2 separate regions of the Homo sapiens genome follow, and region 2 is linked to region 1. Evidence: read pairs that join two places in POLR2A ChIA-PET (ENCODE). Cell type or tissue: PC-9. All regions are shown on one strand. Each heading gives the region's core, and the rest is flanking DNA. Links, peaks and the distances in the headings are about the cores only.

What was found. ChIA-PET counts read pairs that join two places held together with the same protein. Peaks named below come from ENCODE experiments on the same cell type or tissue, not always from the same donor. Only the 100,000 strongest peaks of a DNase experiment are listed, where the experiment ranks them.
Region 2: POLR2A ChIA-PET joins it to region 1 with 15 read pairs; 10 of 35 experiments call an interaction of 5 or more read pairs at or near these places.

Annotation. Positions count from the first base shown.
Region 1 is chr1:225,748,878-225,761,641 of GRCh38, forward strand. No RefSeq gene overlaps it. Among named protein-coding and RNA genes, the nearest start is that of SRP9, 23 kb to the right of the region's middle. RefSeq lists an enhancer at 1,612-2,111. In PC-9, for the core only: no CTCF peak of the experiment used is centred there; a DNase peak (open chromatin) is centred at 6,564; H3K27ac peaks cover 1,329 bases.
Region 2 is chr1:225,576,254-225,589,017 of GRCh38, forward strand. All of the region lies in intron 1 of ENAH (ENAH actin regulator), which reads right to left. Among named protein-coding and RNA genes, the nearest start is that of ENAH, 70 kb to the right of the region's middle. In PC-9, for the core only: no CTCF peak of the experiment used is centred there; a DNase peak (open chromatin) is centred at 2,538; H3K27ac peaks cover 684 bases.

The sequences.
Region 1 (12,764 bases), core at 2,595-10,594:
GGTGAGACAGGATACTGTGGCATGCTAACTTAGCAGTCAGCAAACTGTTTTTGTAAGGGCCCAGATAGTAAATAGTCAGTATTTTAGGCTTTATAGGCCAAATACTGTCTTTGTCACATTTTCTTCTTTGTTTTTGGTTGTTTGTTTTTGAGATGGAGTCTCGCTCTGTCGCCCAGGCTGGAGTACAGTGGTGCCATCTCAGCTCACTGCAAGCTCCACCTCCTGGGTTCACGCCATTCTCCTGCCTCAGCCTCCCGAGTAGCTGGGACTACAGGTGCCCGCCACCACGCCCTGCTAATTTTTTGTATTTTTAGTAGAGACGGCATTTCACCGTGTTAGCCAGTATGGTCTCGATCTCCTGACCTCGTGATCCGCCCACCTCGGCCTCCCAAAGTGCTGAGATTACAAGTGTGGGCCACCGCGCCTGGTGTTTTTTTGTTTGTTTTTTGTTTTTTGTTTTTTTAACTATGGTATAGCTGGGCATGGTGGTTGGTGCCTGTAGTCCCACCTACTTGGGAGGCTGAGATGGGAGGATTGTTTGAGCACAGGAATTTTAAGCTGCAGTGAGCAATGATCACACCACTGTACTCTAGCCTGGTCAACAAAGTGAGACCCTGATTCTAAAACAAACAAAAACCAAAAAAAGCCAGGCTGGATGCAGTGGCTCACACCTGTAATCTCAGCACTTTGGGAGGCTGAGGTGGGCGGATCACTAGGTCAAGAGATCGAGACCATCCTGGTCGACATGGTGAAACTCTGTCTCTACTAAAAATATAAAAATTAGCTGGGCATGGGGTCGCATGCCTGTAGTCCCAGCTACTCGGGAGGTTGAGGCAGGAGAATCGCTTGAACCCAGGAGACGGAGGTTGCAGTGAGCTGAGATTGTGTCAACTGCACTCCAGCCTGGTGACAGAGCAAGACTCTGTCTCGGAAAAAAAAAAAAAAAAACAGACCATACCATGGCTAGATTTGGCCTGTGGGCATAGTTGGCTGACCCATCTGCTAGATGAATAGATACAAGATCCAGATTTGGTAAAATGTAAACACTTTAATCCAGGACAAAGCAGTCTTCATGCACATGAGACAGTACTATAATGCCTCTGTTAGACTCCTAGCTCTGCCACAGACTGGCTATACAATCCTGGACAAGTTACTTAACCTCTCCAGCCCTCAGTTAGCTTGTCAGTGAAACTAGAATGATAATTGAAGCTCCCTTATAGAGTTACTATGAAGATTAAATGAGATAGTGCACAGAAAGCTCTTGGTACGGTGTCAGGCACATGGGAAGATCACAGTAAATGTTAGCCTCTACATGGATCAGGAATGAAGGAATCCCGAGGAAGACACCATCAAGGTTGAAGCTGCTGGAACTCCAAGATGAGGTTACATTCAAATGTGTTTTCTCAACCAGGAAAGCCTCTGGAAGCATGGGGGCTGTTAAGAGCAGATTGCACATTGCTTGGTCCCCTTGCCCTGGGCTCCCGGGTAGGCAGCCAGAAACCCCTGAGCAAACTGGTATTAGCTCAACTGTTTGAACCCTGACAATTCAGCCCGCTGCTCCCCCTGCCCCTTGGCCTGGAGCTTCCATGCAGGGAGAGGCTGCCACCCACCAGATAGCGTTCCCACCAGGCAGAAGTCAGGGTGGCCAGATGGTCAGGAGGGGCAGATGACAGGGGAAGCCACAAGAAAGAGAGCCTGTGGCTAGATCAGAGGTGCTGAAGCCAGCCCCAGAGCAGGACAGTCACCTGCTGTCCACAAACATCCTGCTGAGGGAAGTTCTTCTTTGCCCCGATGGGTGTGATAGTTGGCAACGTGGCTAGAAACAGACTGACAGCTGTGCTCACCCTGGCTCCTTGGCAGACATTGGAGAAATCAAGGATAGAGATGAGGATTCTGATACTCTCCCCTCAACACTGGAAATGAAAGGAAGCCTCCCAGCCCCCAAGTCCTCCCCAGTCTGTCAGCAGCATTTATGGAAGGCCCACTGTGTGCAAAGCCTGTACAATCAGGAGGGAGTTAAATGGGAAATTGAGGACCAGGCTCCACATGCCCATGGAGGGCTCGTGTGGAGCCTAAACATGAGACTGGCTCTCGAACACTTGCCAGGCGAACAGGATGGAGCCTGGATGTCCCAGCCAGCTCCACCACTGGCAGCAACTCCTTACAGGGTCACTAGGCCCTGACTGAAAGGGCACCAGCTGGCCGGGTAGTGGGTGGGTATACATTTGGTTTTAGAGAAAAACAACCACAGATCCAATTTCAAGGCTTTGAGTCTCACCAACCCCTCCTTCCAGTCTTTTCTGAATAGCGGCATTAACTGGGACCCCGAAGAAGGGAGGTGGGAAGCAGACACCCAGCAGGGCTCTGCAGGAATCTCCCTGAGCCCCACACCCAGGTCCTGCTGTCTGCACAAGGGGCAATCATGACTTTCTTCTGTGGCAGGGAGACAGTGGAATCTGTAGGAGGTTCCAGACCCAGCGACGACCAAGCCTGGGTGGTTCTGACACCAAGAACAAAACGCCTGCAAGATCCACACTGGGAACTCAACCAAGAAGAAAGAAAAGAACAAACAAGATCAATTTCTTCCCCACAGGAGCCAGAATTTTCCTAAGTCTCTACGAATGTTCAGAGACATCTTTATCTCTTGCAGGAACTCTACCTCCTCTCCTGTCTCACCTCCTCCTGAAAAAAGAGACAAAGTCCCACTCCCATCAAAACACCTCTGAGGTGTCAGCTTCAAATGATTTATGAATTACTTCTCCCAGCCTGGGTTAGCTTCAAAACTGGGAATGGGTCAGGGTGTCAGCATGGGAAGAACCTTTAAGAATGTCAGGCTTTTAGAGCCTCAAAGCCACAAATCTCTCAAATGGTGCCCTCTCCAACCCTGGGCACTAGGTCCGATGAGCAGGGGATGGAGGCATATTTGGACAGGGGCCTGCATCTGAGACCAGCCCCTGATACCAAACCAAATGTGTCTCTTGTATTTTTAACTGCAAGCTCCCACCACCCTGAGTGAGTTTTTCCCAAAGCAGTGGTGTCACAAGCAGCCATTCAGTTGGCCTTTGCAGTCATGCTGACCCAGGGGTACTTGGTCTTCATCGGATTCTCAGTCTAAGCATCAATCCTCTGACAGAGGGACCTACCCCAGGCACTTCCAGCTCAGCAGAAAGCACCCTGAGCTAATAAAGGAAGATATAATTTAGAGGTCATGCCCCAAAGCCAGCTATTTCTGACTGCAGATCCAGCTCCAACTAAAGCCAAGCCAAAAATTAACATTATTTTGCATTTTAAACAACTTACTAGTCTTTCAAAGGGTACTGATTGGTGAACAGCAATTTACAATGAAGTAATCAGTTGCAAACTACCAATAATTGCTATCACTTCAAGTGTGAGTTTTTCCCCTCCCCATTTTCTTCCCCCTGTTCTGTCTCTGTTTTTAAACCAACAAATATTTATCAACCTTCTTTTAGACAAGGTGTGAGCTAGGAGCCATGAGAGATAAAAAGATGCGGCTGCCAAGTATTTGCATGTGAGATATTCATAGTCTGGCTAGGGTAGTAACATGGTACACATGGGGAAAATAACCAAATGTCAAAAGACTGATAGGTGATGAATGTTGACTCTGTAAAAGTGAAAGTTACATAGAATGTTCAGGGAGCTTGATTTTAAGTTGCCTGAGGGTTGTAAACTACTTTCCAGTAAGGTGTTTTCCTCTACCAGTGCTTCCCAAACATAAAAGTCTATAAAATGATTTTTTTTTTTTTTTTTGAGACAGAGTTTCACTCTTGTCGCCCAGGCTAGAGTGCAATGGCACGATCTCAGCTCACTGCAACCTCTGCCTCCTGGGTTCAAGCGATTCTCTTGCCTCAGCCTCCCGAAATAGCTGGGATTACAGGCACCTGCCACCATACCCAGCTAATTTTTTTGTATTTTTAGTAGAGACGGGGTTTCACCATATTGGCCAGGCTGGTCTCGAACTCCTGACCCTGTGATCCGCCCACCTTGGCCTCCCAAAGTGCTGGGATTACAGGCGAGAGCCACTGCACCCAGCAGTTTTTTTTGTTTGTTTGTTTTTATTTTTGTTTTTTGAGACAGGGTCTCGTTCTGTTGCTCAGGTTGAAGTGCAGTGGCACAATCTTGGCTCACTGCAACCTCCATCTTCTGGGTTCAAGTGATCCTCCAACCGCAGCTTCTTGAGTAGCTGGCAATATAGGCACTCGCCACCACACCCAGCTAATTTTTGTATTTTTTGTAGAGACGGGGTTTCACCATGTTGCCCAGGCTGGCCTTGACCTTCTGGGCTCAAGTGATCCTCCTGCCTCAGCCTTCTGAAGTGCTGGGATTACAGACATGAGACACTGCACTCATCTATAAAATGTTGATACGAGTTCTATGAAAAAAATGTTCTGGCCAGGTGAGGTGGTTCATGCCTGTATTTCCAGCACTTTGGGAGGCCAAAGCAGGATAGTGGCTGGAGCCCAGGAGTTGAATCCAGGAGATCAGCCTGGGCAACACAGTAAGACTCTCTCTACAAAAATGTAAAAAACTAGCCAGGTATGGCGGTACACACAGGTGGTCCCAGCTACTTGGGAGGCTGAGATGAGACGATCACTTGAGCCCAGCAATTTGAGGCTTGCAGTGAGCCATGTTTGTGCCACTACACTCCACTGTACTCCAGCCAGAGTAAAAAAAAAAAAAAAAAAAAGACAGATTTCTTTTCTTTCCTTTTTTTTTTTTTTTTTTTGAGGCGAGTCTCACTCTGTCACCCAGGCTGGAGTGAAATGGCGCGATCTCGGCTCATTGCAGGCTCCGCCTCCCTGTTCACGCCAGTCTCCTGCCTCAGCCTCCCAAGTAGCTGGAACTACAGGCGCCTGCCACCACGCCCTGCTGCTTTTTTGTATTTTTAGTAGAGGCGGGGTTTCACCGTGTTAGCCAGGATGGTCTCGATCTCCTGACCTCATGATCTGCCCACCTTGGCCTTCCAAAGTGCTGGGATTACAGGTGTGAGCCACCGCACCCGGCCAAGAAAAGCAGATTTCTTTATCACACAATGTTGCAGAGCCTCCAAGAGCCAAAGTGCATTGTGAATCTGCACAAGACTATGAATGTATGCAGCAGATTCCAGATTTAACCATGAAATAGCCCCTCCTCCATGCCCTTTTTCTCATAAGCAATACAAATTAGCATCTTTCTAGAATTGTAGTCCCAGAGAGTCTAAATAGTCTGCTTAGATGGCAAAAAAAAAAAAAGGGTGCTCAAGCCTCACTTTCTCCAACATTTTCCCCAAAAGTCCAGCCCATAGTGGATCTCTTTTCCTTAGATTTTCAAAAGAACTTTGGTATCGTCAATTTAGCACCCAACTCCCGTCTGTCTTCTGCTTGTTTATATAGTTCCATGTCACTCATACCACCCCAGCTTGGTGCAGAACATATAGCAAGTGCTCACTAACGACAAATTACATAGTTATTAAATATGCTTTTTAAAATATTTATTTATTTATTTATTTTGAGACGGAGTCTAGCTCTGTCACCCAGGCTGGAGTACAGTGGCATGATTTTGGCTCACTGCCACCTCCACCTCCCAGGTTCAAGTGATTCTCCTGCTTTAGCCTCCTTAGTAGCTGAGATTACAGGCGCGCACTACCATGCCCGGCTAATTTTTGTATTTTAGTAGAGAGAGGGTTTCACCATGTTGGTCAGGCTGGTCTTGAACTCCTGACCTCAGGTGATCTGCCCTCCTTAGCCTCCCAAAGTACTGGGATTACAGGCATGAGCCACCACATGGGGCCTAAATATGGTTCTTATCTGCTTCTTTTTTTTTCTTTTTTTGAGATGGAGTCTTGCTCTGTCTCCCAGGCTGGAGTGCAGTGGCGTAATCTCGGCTCACTGCAAGCTCTGCCTCCTGGGTTCGCGCCATTCTCCTGCCTCAGCCTCCCGAGTAGCTGGGAGTACAGGCACCTGCCACCGCGCCTGGCTTTTTTTTTTTTTTTTTTTTTTTTTTTTTTTTGTATTTTTAGTAGAGACAGGGTTTCACCACTTTAGCCAGGATGGTCTCAATCTCCTGACCTCGTGATCCCAAAGTGCTGGGATTACAGGCGTGAGCCAACGCGCCCGGCTTATCTGCTTCTTATCTCGGGTAAGAGCAGAGCCTGGACTCTGGAGCCCGGAGTGCAGATACTGGCTCTGGCTTATCAACTGTGCAACTTTGGGAAGTTACTTAACCTCTCTGTTTCGTCATTTGTACCTTAGAATGTTGCTGTGAGCGTTAAACTACAGTGCCCAGCACACAGTAACAGTTTAATAGATGTTAGCTGTTTTTATTGCTACTCCTAAGTGTGTTCTACACCTGGTCACCAAGCAAAGGACAGAGCATGGCCAGTGCATGGAGAATCAGATTTCAAGGGCAGCCCATAACATGCTCACAAAACACAGGGATATTGTTTGTTTATCTCTTCTAAGATCTCAAGGCACTTAAAAGTCTCAACTTATCAGTTTTCACAGGACTTTCCTGACATAGGTTGGAATCCATTATAGTCACCCTAGGGAGGGGTTAATGACCTGCTCAAGGTTACTTGCCAGGGTCAACCACAGGCTAGGAATAGAAATTGGCTCTGCAGTCACCCCTTTGTCTTAGTAACTTCCTCCCTATGTGGTTTTGGCAAAGACAAAACACCCAGGAGTGATGCAGCAACTGGAATGAAGGTCAAAGAACAGCATCTGGGTTTAGCACGGCCTTGATGAGGCCTTTTTTCCCTTCATCCTCCCACAAGCAGGCTTGTATATCCAGCAGCCTCCTGTCCCTCTTTAAGCACCTCAAAATAGTATTCCTTGACCTCCTTTCATCCAGGAGATGCCAAGGAGGGCAACGCAGATGCATCCGAGATGCCAAAGAAAGGCTTTCACACACAAAGTGACTCCCTGCCCTTGGATGTGTTTGCATCCTCACATCCTTCTCATCCCTACGTTCCTACTACTGCAGTCACACCAGCTCCTAGGCTCTGCCTTGGACAGAACCCAGTTTCCTGGAAGGAACAAGTTCTCTGCAGTCGGCCCCCTGCCCCAGCATCCAGGGACCACATTGGCCACAGTCCTATTTACAGCTTCCAAAGCAGTCAAGTACAGAAAGCCATGTAACAAAGCGTCTGAGAAGACCTATCCTGGTGTGTGTTTTCAATCACCCCTCTGCCTTCCCTCTCCAGTTACTCAGATCTCCTTGCTTTCAAAATGAGAACAGTGAATTATTTATGGAGTAACATACTGCACTCAGGGTCTCCCATGATCACGCAGATTGTGACCGCCCTGGGGAATTTACTGCCTAAGTCATTCGGAGAGAATGGGCAAATGGGGCATAAGGTGGCAAGTAAGTGACAGTGACATAAGTTGGGGCTCCCTGGCCCTACGACTGGTTGGGAGAAGTGGTATGAGGAGGTGACAGAGGACAAAGGGAGAGTCTGGTCTTCCTAAATCCCTGGTGGTAGCGATATGGAAGCAGGTGGGAAAAATATAATGAAAATATAAAAGAAACAATGAATTCCTGACCAAGCTGTCAGATAACCTCTGTTGTCACAACACAGGCCTGGAGTGACTACTGGGGAACCAAAACGTTCAGCTCTCTGCTTATGGTGAGAAGCATGCATAGGTAGATGACGGCTAGCAGTCTATCCAGGGCTGAGACCCCAAGCCTAGGGATTCTATCCTTCATTACCCACTTATTACCTCCAGCACCACTGGCCACTTCCTTCTTCTTCTTCTTCAATTTCTTTTTTTTTTTTTTTGAGATGGAGTCTTGCTCTGTCACCCAGGCTGGAGTGCACTGGGGCAATCTCGGCTCACTGCAACCTCTGCCTTCTGGGTTCAAGAGATTCTCCCACCTCAGCCTCTCAAGTAGCTGGGATTATAGGCACCCGCCATCATGCCTGGTGAATTTTTGTATTTTTAGTAGAGACGAGGTTTTGCCATGTTGGTCAGGTTGGTCTTTAACTCCTGACCTCAGGTGATCTGCCCAGCTCGGCCTCCCAAAGTGCTGGAATTACAGGCGTGAGCCACTGCGCCTGGCCCAGTTCCTTTTTTCATACAAACGTTTTGCTCATTATTTCACTTGCAGGGCTTCCTGACTGCTCTTTATTGCTCTTTTTGTAGAGAATATCAAGAGGTATCTTTCCCTGGGTCTCTGACTTCTAACGTCTTACAAAATATGGCAGAATAGAGAAGAGATATACACAGTGCTGATTTTACAAGGGAATGTGCTAGAATGTTGTCCTGGAACTATGTTCTTATGCCACCCTAGAACAATGTTTCAAAATCTAATGTTTAACACTGATATTTAATATTCACATCAAATAATAAAAGCTGTTTATTTGCATTTATATACATTTTAAATACTTTCCTATATACCTTATTTTATCGAATTTAAGATAGCACCAATATAAGTGGTACTTTTTACTTTTGTATTCCATCAAGAGAAACAAAGCTTCATTGGTTGTAAGATACACCCTGATTTCAGAGATATTAAAGTGGGAAAAATGCACACCTTAGAATTTATCAAAATTATGCTGAAAGGAATCTCATTTTCCTCAAGTTCTTGCCATAAATCAGAGAACACCACCCTATGTCTCTCCAAGTCTGATGTAAGGCAGCCTCCTTTAGAGCTGATATCACAGAAGAAAATTAGGAGAAAGAAAAGCAAGGGGCTAGATGCGGTGGCTCATGCCTGTACTCCCAGCACTTTGGGAGGCCAAGGCGGGAGGATCATTGAGCCCAGGAGTTCGAAACCAGCCTGGGCAACAAAGGGAGACCCAGTATCTACAAAAAATAAAAAAATTAGCCAGGTGTGGTGGCATGCGCCTGTGGTCCCAGCTACACAGGAGGGTGACGCAGGAGGATCTCTTGAGCCCAGGAAGTTAAGGCTGTAGTGAGCCATGTTTGTGCCACTGCACTCCAGCCTGGGTGACAAAGCAAGACTGTCTCAAAAAAAAAAAAAAATAAAAGAGGAAAAGAGAAAGGAAAGGAGAGGAGAGGAGAGAAGAGAGGAGAAGAGGGGAGGGGAGGGGAGGGCATGGGAGAGGAGAGGAGGAAAAAGAAAAGAAAAGAGAAAAGCAAAGCAAAGCAAAGCAAAGGGTGAGATGGGTTTAGTGTGCAGATGTATGAGATACTTTATGGGTAACCGTGTCTATTCGTCACACCTCTGCTTCCTGGGTCTGCTGAATCTTTCAGCTCATTATCAATGGAGAGGAATCAGGGCGAGGTTACAGGGAGAGGTGCCGTAGTCCACACCTGCAGCAGCACATGGACGGTGCCATGGAAATGCTTCCAGCAGTGGTCTGGGCAAAGGTTTCACGCAGAAGAGATTTGACCTGAGTGTGAAGGGTGGGAAGGCAAAAGCATCTCGGGATGGAACAAATGCAAGAAGACAGGAAAACAAGCAGCCTGAGGGGGCGGTGATGACTGCCTCTTTAGTGACAGCGGACAGTGGGCAACAAAGCTGGGCCAGACTTTGAGGTTGTACACAAATGGTTAAGGATTTTGGACCATCTTATGCTGGCAGTGGGCCACCAAAAGTTTTTCAAGCGTGGGAATAATTGATGCAAAACAGTATTTCAGGGGAAAAAAAAAACACAACAGCATTTCAGAAAAAAATGAAAACCAGAATTTCCAGAAGATAAATTGGCAGTTCTGTATATAGTGAACTCAGTGAGAAGAGGCAAAAGTTGAAGGGACTAATGAAAATAAAAACTACCATTTATTGAGTGTGCTATTGACAGAAATAGAATTTTTTTTTTCCTTGAGACAGAGTCTGGCCCCATCACCCAGGCTGGAGTGCAGTGGCGTGATCTCTGCTCACTGCAGCCTGCACCTCCTGGGCTCAAGTGAGCCTCAGCCTCTCCAGTCTCAGCCTCCCAAGTAGCTGGGGCTAGAGGCATGCGCCACCACACCTGGCTAATTTTTGTATTTTTAGTAGATATGGGGTTTCATCATGTTGGCCAGGCTGGTCTCAAACTCCTGGCCTCAAGTTGCCTGCCCTCCTCAGCCTCCCAAAGTGCTGGGAATACAGACATGTTGCCGTGGCTCCTGGCCAAGAAACAGAAAATTAAAAAAAAGAGCTGTTTTGAGATAGCAGTGTTAGAGATAATCAACTTAGATGATAAATTTGACAAAATAGAAGACATAGCCATTAAGTGGGTGGAGATACAGAAATGATGCTGGGAAAAAAAGGATAGAAAATCAGATTTAGGAACCATTTTCATAGAGGTGAACTTGAGCCGAGGGGTTCTAAAGTCATGAAAAAAGATGAGATTTAGCCTGGTATGGTGGTGCACACCTGCTGTTCCCAGCTACTAGGGAGGGTGAAGTGAGAAGATGATGTGAGCCCAGAAGTTTGAGGTTGCACTGCATAATGATCACGCCCGTGAATAGTCATTGCCCTCTAGCCCGAGCAACATAGCAAAACCCCACCTCTAAAACAAAAAAAGAACAGGCCAGGTGCAGTGGCTCATGCCTGTAATCCTAGCACTTTGGGAGGCCGAGGCAGGCAGATCACCTGAGATCAAGAGTTCGAGACCACCCTGACTAATGTGGTGGAACCCCATGTCTACCAAAAATACAAAAATTAGCCAGGTGTGGTGGCATGAGCCTGTTATTCCAGCTACTTGGGAGGCTGAGGCAGAAGAATTACTTGAACCCAGGAGGCAGAGGTTGCAGTGAGCTGAGATCACGCTACTGCACTCCAGCCTGGGCCACAGAGCAAGACTCCGTTGCAAAGAAAAAAAAAAAAAAAAAGATGAGATTTAGCAAGAAGAAACTTTAGGACCTCAATTAAGAACAAAATTTTTAATTACAAAATATTTCACATATGCAGAATAGTACAGAGAACAATAATATATAACACTCCATGCCTACCACCCAGATATTCCAATGTCATTCTTTTGATATATTTGCTTCAGATTCTTTTTTATATTTTTTTCCTAAAGGAACAACAAACATTACAGATACAATTGAGGCCATCTCCATTCCCTTCTCTCCTTCACTACAGATATGTACTATCCTTCTATTGCTCTGTGACCCTTCTAATTATTTTTGTACTCTTATGACATAGAGAGAGCCAAAATATTATGCTAGGTGTAAATTAGGTATGGGCTTGGTGCAGTGGCTCACGCCTATAATCCTAGCACTTTGGCAGGCCAAGGCAGGAAGATTGCTTGAGCCCAGGAGTTCGAGACAAGACTGGGCAACATGGCGAGACCCTGTCTCTATAAAAAAATTAAAAATTAGCCAGATGTGGGGGTATCCACCTGCGGTCCCAACTACTCTGGAGCCTGAGGTGGGAGGATGGCTTGAGCCCAGGAGGTCGAGGCTGCAGTGAGCTATGTTCACACCACTACACTCCAGCCTGGGCAACAGAGTGAGACCCTGTCTCAAAAAAAAAAAAAATATGTACATGATATATGTCCATATTCTTTTTAAATTTACTTTTCTTTTATTCAATATTCATATATTTTAGAAATTCATCCACAATTATATATGTGTATATATACAGGAATATGTGAAGTACATTCATTTTAACTTCTATATAGTATGCCATTACATTAATATGTCGTGAAATATTTCTCCATTTTTTCTAGTTTTAGCTTTTATAAACAATGTTGTAATGGACAGCCAAGTGTATATTCCAAGCATATGTGCACACTTGCCCAAGAGTTTCTGAGGGGTATAGAGTCCACATTTCTTCTCTTTCTTTTGAGCCAGGGTCTCACTCTGTCACCCAGCCTGGAGTACAGTGGCGCCATCATGGGTCACTACAGCCTCAACCCCCCAGCTCAAGTGATCCTCACGCCTCGGGCTCCCTAGCAGCTGGAACTACAGGCATGTGCCACCGCATTTCGCCTTGTTGCCCAGGCTGGTCTCAAACTCCTGAGCTCAAGTGACCTGCCTGCCTCGGCCTCCCAAAGTGCTAGGATTACAGGTGTGAGCTACCCCACCTGGCCTGGATATACACATTTCTAACAGATAATACCAAATTGGTTTCTAAGTGCATGAATTCTACTCTACATCTCCATGAATACTTATATTGCCAGATTTCTAATTTTTGCTAATCCAACAGGCATAAATTATTGTCTTGTCCTCTAATTTGCATTTTTTGATCACCACTGAGTGTGGACATTCTCATTTGGGTCCCTTCTTCTAGGAATGAAATTGCTTACTGTAATCTTTGTCCTTAGTTTCTATGAGGTTGAGGGTCTTTTTTCTTTTCTTTCTTTTTTTTTTCTTTTACTGAGTTATAGGAGTTCTTTATGTATTTTGGATAGGAATCTTTTGTCAGTTGCACATGTTCTAAATGTCTTCTCCCAGTCTATGGCTTGTCTTCTAACACAATTTACTGTGCCTTTAGGTTTTTTTTGTTTTCGTTTTTTTGAGACAGAGTCTTGCTCTGTTGCCCAGGCTGGAGTGCAGTGGTGCGATCTCAGCTCACTGCAATCCCTCCTGGGTTCAAGCAATTCTCCTGCCTCAGCCTCCCGAGTAGCTGGGACTACAGGTGCCCGCCGCCATGCCCAGCTAATTTTTGCATTTTTAGTAGAGACAGGGTTTCACCATGTTGGCCAGGCTGTTCTCGAACTCCTGACCTTGTGATCTGCCCATCTCAGCCTCCCAAAGTGCTGGGATTACAGGCATGAGTCACCACGCCAGGCCAAGTTTTTTTAATTATGAAAATGTTCAATTGCTCACAAAAGTTGAGAAAACAATATATTGAAACCACATTGTCTGTTACCG
Region 2 (12,764 bases), core at 1,510-9,509, 170 kb before region 1:
TGACAGAGTGAGACTCTGTCTCAAAAAAAAAAAAAAAAACCCAAAAAACAAAAAGAATCAGCTGTCTGTGACCAAATGTATTCATTATAATTGTACTTGTAAGTCTGCAATCTAAATATTATATAAATTGATATGTGAGTATACAGAAATACTATAAAAATTAAGTTAAATGTTTTGAAAAGTCTTTATCAAGGTAGGTCACTAAAAAGATCATACAAGTCTAACAGAATTCTGTATTCAGAATGCTTTGCATATGTCTAAGTTCTCTCTCCACTTCAAAGAAACCAAAGCTGAAACGTCATTATCTGCTGGGGCATGCTTTAGGAAGAAAAACAATATAGAGTTCTCATCACCAGACTAACACTAAAGAAAAAGCTTTACAGCAAAAGACTAGAGAATTAACACATATAACAGAGACTAGAGTATTTAAAGAGTGAGAGGCACCATAGGAGCAAGCACACAGAGGAACATCCATATGAAGAGGCAGCAAGAGGGCGGCCATCTGCAAGCCAAGGAGACAGGCCTCAGAGGAAACCAGCACCAGCCCTGCCAGCACATCAAGCTCAGACTTTTCAGAGCTGTGAGAAAGTAAATTTCTGGGCCAGGCACAGTGGCTCACACCTGTAATCCCAGCACTTTGGGAGGCTGAGGCAGGTGGATTGCTGGAGCCCAGGAGTTCAAGACCAGCCTGGGCAACATAACAAAACCCCACCTCTACAAAAAGTGCAAAACTTAGCTGGGCAGGGTGGCAGGCACGTGTAGTCCCAGCTATTCAGGAGGCTGAGGTGGGAGGATTACTGGAGCCTTGGGCCAAGATTGTGCCACTGCACTCCAACCTGGGTGACAGAGTTAAGACCCCATCTCAAAAAACTTTTTAAAAAACTTAAAAATCTGTTTAAGCTTCCAAAAATAAATGAAAAATAAATATTTAAAGTTATATGTCATTTTTAAGGATACCAAACTTGATTTCAACTAACTAACCACTATCACCAGTAGACCAAATTAGAAACTTATCTCCTTTGCCATTCCATTAAAAAAAGAAAGAAAAAATCTTGCTAAGAATCAGGAGAAAAAATTTGCTTGCTAGTTACAATTCGGTTCTGCCACAATGGCTGAGAGATTGAGGAATACAACAAAAACACTGTGAATGCCACTGACAAACAGCAGATGCAAATAACGGCAGCCTACAAAGTTATTTTCTGCAAGGCAAGAAAACCATCTGGAATGCAGCAGCACCAAATATGCAGAAAGGCAAAACTTCCTCTAAAGACCACACTTATGTTTCATTCATCTTTCTGAGAAATAGAATAATAAATAAAAGGTAAAAACATCAATATGGCACTATTAAACTCTTTGTCCTACAACACCTATATTCATGTGCAAAGTACAAATGCAGTCTAGTATAACTGATCCAGATTCACCAAAGAAAATGGTCAGTCTAAATGACCATCAAAAGCAAGATGGCATGATTTAAAAGAAAACATTTCAGCAAATCTATTGGGTCATTCTGCAGGATGAAAAAATCTCTTAAAATAGGGGAAAACGTTAAAGGTTAAATACAATAGTATGTAGAAAAAGTACTTTAGAGAATGTACCTACCACATGTAGTCATGTGTGCTTAGGAGTAATCTTTTTTTCAATAGGGAGTAATCTTTTTAGGGAGTAATCTTTTCTCAATAATTCTTATGGTACTATTTGACTTCAATCATGAATTCCTCTTACTTAAGTATAGAATCTGCAAAATTCAATAAATGTGACTCAGGCGGTAAAAAGAACCTGTCCCTATCTGCAACATACCTGGAGACAGAGAATAATAAAGACAATTAGAATGCACAATTTCCATATTCTTAGAACCATAAGAGAGACAGAGAAACTTGTAAAACTTACAAAAGCTCTGGAGACCGAAAAAAATAAAAAGAAACATTAACAGGCTGGATACAGTGGCTCTAACCTGCAATCCCAGCACTCTGAGAAGCCAAGGCAGGAAGATCACTTGAGCCCAGGAGTTAGAGATCAGCCTGGACAAAACAAAGTGAGACTCTGTCTCCACAAGATATGAAAAATAAAATAAATTAGCCAGGCACAATGGTGTGCACCTGTAGTCCCACCTACTTGGGAGGCTGAGGTAGAAGGACCACTTCAGCCCAGGAGTGCAAGGTTACAGTGAGCTATTACTGAGCCACTGCATTCCAGCTTGGGCGACAGAGCGAGACACTCTCTCTTAAAAAAGGAAGAAAAGAAAGAAATATTAACAAACTAGTAAGACTGAGATTATCTAGGGTGGGAACCTGCTCTGTGTGTGCAACTCTAGCTGGCCACATAATGACAAAGACAGCCTGCTGCTAAGCAGCACAGAAAAAATTCAAGCAATGCTCTTTCTTGTAATATGAAAGACTAATTAACAAAGATAAAGCAAACGTTACTTGGAAAAATTAAAACCAACAGTTTCAGAAGAATGCACTCTACAACTGTCTATAAATATTTCAGAGTATTGTTTAACTGTAGGCACAAAAAATCCTATCAATGAGGAAAAATCTTATCAGTGAATTACTATCTAATAGAGACTAACAGCTCCCCAGTTAGTCAGTTATAAAGAATCCAAATCTCTTGGTTTATGTTATGAAAGACCTAAATCCCAGAGACAATTAAGTGACATAAGCAGTTACTGAGCCAGTGTTGATACTAATAATACTACTAATAATAGTAAAAAATAAGGATATGTATATAGTACTTACTAAGTGCCATATATGGTTCTATGTGCTTTGCCTTTATTAATTCGCTTATTTCTTCAACAACCTTATGTGGTAGGTACCGTTAATATCCCCATTTTACAGATAGGAAATGGAGACACAAGAAGTGAATTAACTTGACTAAAGACATACTGTAGGGAGAGGCAGAAATGGGACTTAAAGCAGCCAGTCTGCTTCCAGGTCTGGACTTGCAACCACTCTACTAAAAAAAGAAAGATTCTGACTATAAACTATATTAGTTCCACAAAATTACCTCTTCACATATTTTCTATTATTTCCACATTATACTTCATGTTATATTTAATTTGAAGCTAAGAGGAAAGAATTTATTTGCTGAAATTTATGTTCTTTTTAGAAATAACCAAGGTTTATTTTAAAGGTTTCATTACTGAAGATACAATGTTAACCTATAACAAAAACATGTCTAGAATATCAGATTTTTTTAAGGCAGTAGGAAGAAACTTATTCATAAAATTAATACTCCAGGGAAAGTTTCCTTCAAATAGAATCTCAACTTTCTTCAAAGAATTACATGAAAGACAAAATCTGTGGGAAACATTTTAGACATCAAACTATAGATACAGATAGAGATTCACACAGACATGCACACAGAAACATGAAGAATAGAATAGCAGCTATCGTTCCATTATTTTATTTAAACTACTCCAACTTTGTTACTACACAATGTATGAGTTTAGCACATTACAGGACGCACATGAACTTTGAAATCTATTAGCCAATTAGAAGAATATGTCTTTACATCTTTCAAAAAGAATAGGTAAAAAGAAATAATATATTTTCAGTTATAAATATTTTCATCCAAGTCAGTGTAGAAAAATATTGACTAGAAAATTAAGATAAAACTTCAACCTAAAACTACAGAAAAAGAACCTTTCAATGTTTAAAGTTTTGTTATGTTCCTTTATTTGAGATGCTTTGCTGTTCTTCCTATGTAAGACATCACATAGCTTCCTAGTGGTAAACTTTGCTTTTAAAATTTCTCACCCTACTGTGTGATTCTGGTTCCTACTCTAAGTATACACTGTAAGAAATAAAAATTTATTATACCTTCTTCTTCTTCCCCACACCCTCAACTCATCAACAACAAAAAAATAGCTATTAATAATCTCCACACCTCCTAGTATTCATGCCCAGAGACTTACCTCTACTGAACAGAATATGGGAAAAAAAATACATATATATATATATGGAATGTCACTTCCAAGGTTAATTTACGAAGTGACTCTGGCTTCCATCTAGCTTGCCACCACCTTATGGAGAGGCCCACACGAGACAATTATCAGGAATAAAATGAGGCCCTCAGTCTAACAGCTGGCATGCAACTAAATCCAATCCATTAATGTGAATGAGCTTAGAAGCAGATCCTCCTCCCCCCGTGATGACTTCAGTTGAGACTGCAGCCCTGGCCAACATTTTGACTGCATTTATGAAAGACCCTGAGCTAGAGGAACCACCTAAGCCAAACCCAGAATCCTGACCCTCAGAAACTGTGTAATAAATACGTGACGTTTTAAGCCACTAAAACTTTGTGTAATTTATTGTGTGGCTATAAGTAACACACTACCCCTTCACTCCCTCGTGCCTGACCCCAAGACCTTAAACTACTTAAGATTGGGCCGGGTGCAATTCACGCCTGTAATCCCAGCACTTTGGGAGGCCAAGGTGGGTGGATCATTTGAGATCAGGACTTCGAGAACAGCCTGGCCAACATGGTGAAACCCTGTCTCTATTAAAAATACAAAAATTAGCCAGCCATGGTGTCTCGTGCCGTAATCCCAGCTACTTGGGAGGCTGAAGCCTGGGAGGGTGGAAGTTGCAGTGAGCCGAGATCGCATCACTGTACTCCAGCCTGGGCAACAGGGCGAGACTCTGTCTCAAGAAAAAAACCAAAAAAAAAAAAAAAAAAAGCCAAGATTACCTCAGATTTCATAAGCTCCGTGACTTTTAGCACACATATAGGCACACAGGGCTCAGATTCTTCGTCTGGCCACCCATCTTTTTTTAACTGGACTTGTAATTTTCAAAGATCAATTCCCAGTGCACCAGCAAACCTAAACCGTCATTCACAGCATGAGAGTTCACAAAAAGTACAGACATCTAGAAATGGTCACAGAAAAAAAAGAAAAATGTGGGAAAACACTTCACTTGGCAACACATACTTCCCTATCTTAATAAATTCTCCCATTAATAAGAAACTTTTCTCAGTAACTGAATAGATTATTTCACCTGTTTCCTGTAGTTCTTCTTTTCCTCACATTATTTTCATGAAGTTATATGGCAAAGCCTCTCAAAATACTTTCCAAGCACCGTAGAGTTAAAAATATCAAGTGTGGCTAATTTTAGCTATAAAGGCACCAGGCAGAGCCAAGTTAGACAGACGTGGAAATAAAAACGGGATGAAAGATGGAGTGGGAGTGGAGGGTGGAGGGTGAGCCACACTGACTTCTTATATTTTTATTTTGCAAGGTTATTAATTTCAATGAATGAATAGTGTCAGCAAAAGACAAGTACCATATGAGATCAAGAAAGAAAAACTAAAGCAGAATACTATAGAATCTCAATCTATTTTTCTCAAAATGTAAGCAGGGAGGGTTCTGCTTCTGGCCAAGTAATGGCCAACTTTCCAAATGACCCTCCCATAGATAAAACTATAAACTCTGGATTAAAATTAAAAAGAATTTTTTTCTGAGACAGGGTTTCACTCCGTCACCCAGGCTGGAGTGCAGTGGTGCTCACTGCATCCTCTACCTCCCAGGCCCAAGCAATCCTCCTACCTCAGCCTCCCAAGTAGCTGGGACAAACCACAGGCACGCACCACCACACCCAGCTAATTTTTTTTTTTTTTTTTAATTTTTGGTAGAGATGGGATCTCCCTATCTTGCCAAGGCTGGTCTCTAACTCCTGAGCTCAAGCAATCCTCATCTCTGGATAAAATTTATAGAACAACTATATGAAATGTATGGTTTGGATCTGTGTCCCTGCCCAAATGTCATGTCACTGTAATCCCCAATGTTGGGGGTGGGGCCTGGTGCAAGGTGACAGGATAATGAGGGTCGTCCTTTCTGAATGGTTTAGCAACATCCCCTTGGTGCTATTCCTTTGATAGTAAGTTCTCATGAGATCTGGTTGTCTTCCCCCCCTCTCTCTCTCTTGCTCCTGCTCCAGCCACAGGAAGTGCCAGCTCCCCCTTTGCCTTCCGCCATGACTGTAAGTTTCCTGAGGCCTCCCCGGAAGCCAGCATCATGATTCTTGTAAAGCCTATGGAACCGTAAGCCAATTAAACTTCTGTTCTTTATACATTACCCAAGCTCAGGTATTTATTTATAGCAGTGAAAAGAACGGACTAATGCAGGAAGGCACTGGAGAATGAGAAGAAGGGAGTCAACTCTTTTAAGAAAGGAATAATACGGGGAGAGTTCTCTGATGTTTACAGCTTTTAGCCTGACAACTGGTCCTGGTCTGTGCTACATGGGAGAGCTAAAACTCCAACAGAAACCCCCACAGACTTTCTAGCTTAAAGATAAAAGGATAGAGTTCAGGGCAATCCATAGCTGCTGCAAAATGAGAGGAAATTCCTGGGAGGAAAATGAGCCAGTGGGCAGGAAGGAACCCCAAATTCTGTATATAAACTCTGCCTAAATCTCTGGATGATCCCTGATCTACTCATGTGTAGGGCAGTTTCCAAGTAACTAAAAGAGCTGAACCAAAATATGACCCACTGCCTAAAAGACAGAATTTGCTGTTTTGAGTCCAACCAAGTTATACAGATCTGTGGGACAGTATCATTGGGGCTAACATATTAATATGTGTAAGAGTCTGGGACAACTCCCCACTCTCCGCAAAAAAGAGCAAAGCATATTCAATCTAAAAACAACCACAAGTAGGTATATCACAGTTGAAGACGAAGATACTTGAAATGGCTAGAGAAAAATGAAACTTTACATAAAGAAGAACAATAAATTGGATGACCACAGACATCTTCATATTGTACTGCAGAAACAAAAGAGAACAGAGACAATAAAACAACATCTTTAAAGAGCTCAAATACAAAGCTGCCAATCTAGAATTCCATATCCAGGGAAAATATTCTTTAAAAATGAAGGCAAATAAAGATATTTTAAGAAAAAAGAGGCCAGGCGAGGTGGCTCACACCTGTAATCTCAGCACTTTGGGAGGCTGAGGCGAGCAGATCACCTGAGGTCAGAAGTTCAAGACTAGCCTGGCCAACATGGTGAAACCTCATCTCTACAAAAATACAAAAACTAGCCAGGCATGATGGCGGGTGCCTGTAATCCCAGCTACTCAGGAGGCTGAGGTGGGAGAATTGCTTGAACCAGGAGGTGGAGTTGCAGTGAGCCAAGATCGCGCCATTGCACTCCAGACTGGGCGACAGAGGAAGACCCTGTATCAAAAAAAAAAAAAAAAAAAAGAGAGAGAGAATTATTCAAGTTGAAAGAAAATGGTACCAGACACTCAAATAGTCTGTAAGAAATGAAGAGCATTAGGCTGGGCGCAGTGGCACATGCCTGTAATCCCAGCATTTTGGGAAGCAGAGGCGGGTGGATCACCTGAGGTCAGGAGTTCATGACCAGCCTAACATGGTGAAACCCTGTCTCTACTAAATACAAAAAAAGTTAGCCAGGCATGGTGGCGCATGCCTGTAATCTGAGCTACCTGGGAGGCTAAGTCAGGAGAATCACTTGTACCTGGGAGGTGGAGGTTGCAGTGAGCCCAGATTGCACCACTGCACTCCAGCCTGGGCAACAAGAGCAAACCTCCATCTCAAAAAAAAAAAAAGAAAAGAAAGAAAGAAAAGAAATGAAGAGCATCAAAAATGGTAAATGTAGGCCGGGCACAGTGGCTCGCACCTGTAATCCCAGCACTTTGGGAGGCCAAGGCAGGCAGATCACTTGAGGCCAGGGGTTCAAGACCAGCCTGGCAAACATGGTGAAACGCCATCTCCACTAAAAATACAAAAATTAGCCAGGTGTGGTGGTGCACACCTGTAATCCCAGCTATTTGGGAGGCTAAGACACAAGCACTGCTTGAACCCGGGAGATGGAGGTTGCAGTGAGCCAAGATTGTGCCACTGCACACAAGCCTGGGCGACAGAGCAAGACTCTGTTTCAAAAACAAAAAAGGTAAATACAGGATAAATATAAATTGGACTGTGTTCTTTTAAGGTAAAACTTGTAACGTTATCTTAAGAAGTTTCAAATTATGCAGATAGGATATATCAGACAAATACAGCAAAACAAACTGGGGGGAACAAACCTAGAGAGTTGCAAGGTTTCTACATTTTATGCAAAGTGCTACAACATTAACTCTAAGTAAATGGTAAAAGTGAAAGCAATAACTAACAGGAGAGAGAAAATGCAAAGAGGTATAGCAAAAAAGTCAGTAGAAAAATTAAAATAGAATTCTAAAGGTATTCAATTTATCCCCCAAAAAGGCAGAAAAGGAATAACAAAGGACTGAAAACAGAAGGGACAAACAGAATACAAATATTAAAATGGTAGACTGAAGTCCAACCTCTCCATAATTACATGAAATGTTAATGACTAAACACTCTCATTAAAAGGCAGACATTAGATAATAAAGAATCAATTACATGCTGCCCACAGAGATGCACTTTAAATATACAGAAAGCAGGTAGGTTCAAAGTAAATAAACATTGGTAAGCAACAAGATCTTCAAAGTAACATAAAAAAAGGAACAAAGTAAATAAAATATTATATGTCATGAAAACAGTACCCATATAGTAATATCAGAATTGACACATTAGTATCAGATAAAGTAGACTTTTAAGCAGAGGAATTTTTCAAAATTATAAAATGGTCAATTCATCAGAAACAAGTAACAATCCTGAATGTACAGCCACCTAATCACCATCTCTAAATACATAAAGCAAAAACTGACAGAATTAAAGGGAAAAATCTCAGCACTTTGAGAGGCTGAGGCAGGTGGATCATTTGAGGTCAGGAGTTCAAGACCATCCTGGCCAACATGGTGAAACCATATCTCTACTAAAAATACAAAAATTAGCCAGGCAGTAGTGGCGTGTGCCTATAATCCCAGCTACTCAGGAGGCTGAAGCAGGAGAATCGCTTGAGCCTGAGAGGCAGAGGTTGCAGCAAGCTGAGCTCATGCCACTGCACTCCCATCTGGGCGACGGAGTGATACCCTGTCTCAAAAAAAAAAAAAAAAAAAAAAAAAAAAAAAACAGAGAAAGAGAAAAAGACATTTTCACAGTATTAGTTGTAAATTTTAACACCCCCTTAAACTGATAAAACTAGACAACAGAAGTACACAAAAAAATTTGCAAGCACATAGAATAAATGAAGGTTATTAACCACTTTGACTCATTTGATATTTTAAAGACACTATACATAATAACTGCAGAATACACATTCTTTTCAAGTACATCTATAATCACCAAGATAGATGATATGCTGGGCCATAAAAAAAAATTGAATAAATTGCCCAGGTGCAGTGGCTCATGCCTATAATCCCAGCACTTTGGGAGGCCGAGGCAGGTGGATCACCTGAGGTCGGGAGTTCGAGACCAACCTGACCAACATGGAGAAATCCTGTCTCTACTAAAAAAATACAAAATTAGCCGGGCGTGGTGGTGTGCACCTGTAGTCCCAGCTACCCAGAAAGCTGAGGTGGGAGAATTGCTTGAGCCCAGGAGGCTGAGGCTGCAGTGAAGCATGTCTGTACCACTGCACTCCAGCCTAGGAGACAGAGTGAGACCCTGTGTAAAAAATAATAATAAATAAATAAGAAAAAAATCATGAGATGCAGCTAAAGCAGTGACGAATGGGAAATTTATAGTTGTGAATGCATATATGAGAAAAGAAAGGCCTAAAAGCAAAGACTTGAGCTTCGTTCTTAAGTTAGAAAAGAATGGGCATGGCGGCTCACGCCTGTAATCTCAGCATTTTGGGAGGCCAAGGTGGAAGAACTGTTTGAGCCCAGGAGCTTGAGACCAGCCTGGGCAACAAGGTCAGACTCTTAACTCTATAAAAAATTTTAAAAATTGGCCAGGCATGGCTGCGTGCACCCGTAGTCCCAGCTACTTGGGAAGATGAGGCTGGAGGATCAGCTGAGCCAAGGAACTCAAGGCTGAGGCATAAGAATCGTTTGAACCCGGAAGGCGGAGGCTGCAGTGAGCCGAGGTTGCACCACTGCACTCCAGCCTGGGAGACAAGCTCAAAAAAAAAAAAAAAAAGGAAGAAAAAGAGGAGAAGGAGGGGGAAGAAAAGAGGGGAGAGGAGGGGGAAGGAAAAGGGAAAAGTAGAGGGAAAAGGAAGAAAGAAATTGATATATGAAGCTCCTCACAAACAAAACTCCAGGCACATGGTTTCACTAGTGAATTGTGTCAAATAGCTCAGGAAAAAACAGCCCTGATATTATATAAACTCTCAAAAAAATAAAGAAGAAAACATTTCCAGCTTGATTCATGAGACCAGCGTGATCCCAACATGAAAGCCACACAAAGATATTACAAATAAAGAAAATCATATTATCCTTAAATAATACACAAAATTTCTTAACAAAATAGTATCAAAGTTGGCAATATTAAAATACTAACACATCATGACAAAGTAGGGTTTATTCCAGGAATGCAAGATTGGTTTAACATCTGAAAATCAAGGTAATTCACCGTAACAGAATAAAGGAGAAGAACAACGTAATGCAAAAGAGGCAGAAAAAGGCCGAGCATGGTGGCTCACCCGTTATCCCAGCACTGTGAGAAGCCAAGGCAGGCGAACCACTTGAGGGCAGGAGTTCGAGACCAGCCTGGCCAACATGGTGAAACCCTGTCTCTACTAAAAATACAAAAAGTAGCCAGGCGTGGTGGCACGTGCCTGTAGACCCAGCTACTCAGGAGGCTGACCATCTCAAAAAAAAAAGAGGTGGGGGTGGGGTTGGCTGGGGGACAGAAAAAGCAGGGATAAAATGCAACATCTGTCTTGACAAAAACTCTCAGAAAAGTAGGAAGAGAAGTGATTTCCCCTAATGTGATAAAGATCATATATTAAAATATCTAGAACATCATACTTAATTTTGAAATACTGAACTCCTTCCCCCTAAGGTCAGGTAGAAGGCAAGGATTAACCACTTCTATTCAACATTGTATTGGTGGTCCTAGCCTTTGCACTAAGGCAAAGAAAGAAAAGGAAAAAAAAGAAAGGACAGAAAGGGAAAATAGCCTCTACTTGCAGATGACGAATTGCTGCTTATGGAAAATCCTAAGGAATCTACAAAGCAGCAAATTAGTAAGTGAATTTAGCAAGGTCACAGGATTCAAGTTTAATTTAAAAAATCAGTTGCATTTTTTATATAGTAGCAACAACAAACCAGAAAAATAAAGTTTTAAAAACTGCATTTGCAATAGCACCCAAAAAAGAAAATCTTCATAATATCATGCGTAAAATCTTTATGCTGAAAACTAAAAAACACTGGTAAGAGAAATTTTAAAAAACTTAAACATATACAATGTTCATGGATTGGAAGCCTCAATATTGTTAAGATGTCAAGTCTCTCCTAAATTAATCTACAAGTTAAATGCAATCACAATGAAAATCCCATCAAGCCATTTTTGTAGAAATTGACAAACTAATTATAATATTCATATGGAAATTCAAAGAGCACAGAATATCCAAAACAACAACAAAAAAAGAATAATGATAGAAGACTAATAGTATCTGATTTCAAGATTACAAAGCTACAGCAATTAAGAGGGTATGGTAGTGGCCTCAAAAATAGACAAATATATCAATGAAACAGGACAGAGTCCAGAAATCAACACATATAAAGACAACTAATTTTTTAAAAAGACGTCAGTGGAGAAAAGATAATCTTTTCAATAAGTGGTGCTGGAACAACTGGATATGCATGCAGAAAAAAAATCTCAATGCATACCTCACACCATACAAAAAAATTATTCAAGATATATCGATTTAAACCTAAAAGCTAGACCCATAAACTTGGAGAAGGAAACCTAGGAGAAAAATCATCACAGGAAGGCAAAAGCTCTTCTCAATAATTACAGGGAAAAAAGGCAAATTAAAATTTTCTCCCATAAAAAGACACTTTTAAGAAAATGCATAGAGTATATAAATTTTTTCTCAATAAAGCTGTTACAGGAAGAAAGAGAGGGAGGAGGGGAAAAGGGAGAGAATGCATACATAGGCAAGGCACAGATGAAGAAAAAAATCTACGAAACATAAATCTGACATGAATCCAACATTTCTGAAACTCCAACAACCAATAAAACATTGGGCAAATAAGTTGAACAGATGTCACAAAACATGATATATAAATGCTCAGTAAATTTGTGTTAAATCATTAATCATCAGGGAAACGCCAGTTAAAATCACAATAAGATGCCACTACATAACCAGCAGGATGGCTAAAACATGGTTTAACCCTAACTCCCACACAGCAATGGTGAGAGTATAAAATGGTTCAACAAACTTTGAAAGAAAAGTTGGGGCCGGGCATAGTGGCTCACGCCTGTAATCCCAACACTTTGGGAGGCCAAGGTGGACGGATCACGAAGTCAGGAGATTGAGACCAGCCTGGCCAACACGGTGAAACGCCGTCTCGACTAAAAATACAAAAATTAGCTGGGCTTGGTGGCGCATGCCTGTAGTCCCAGCTACTCAGGAGGCTGAGGCAGAATCGCCTGAACATGGGAGGCGGAGGTTGCAGTGAGCCGAGGTCGTGCCACTGCACTCCAGCCTGGCAATAGAGCAAGTCTGTGTCAAAAAAAAAAAAAAAAAAAAAAAAGGAAAAAACTTGGCAGTTTCTTACAGAATTAAACAAACACCTACCCTCTGACAAGTCAATTTCAATGTTAGGTATTGCTCAAAACTGGAAACAGCCCAGGTATCCATCGACAAGACGATGAATAAATTGTGGTGTATTCACCCAAAGATTCATCAGAAAACAAGAAAAGCAAACAACTGATATACATGACAT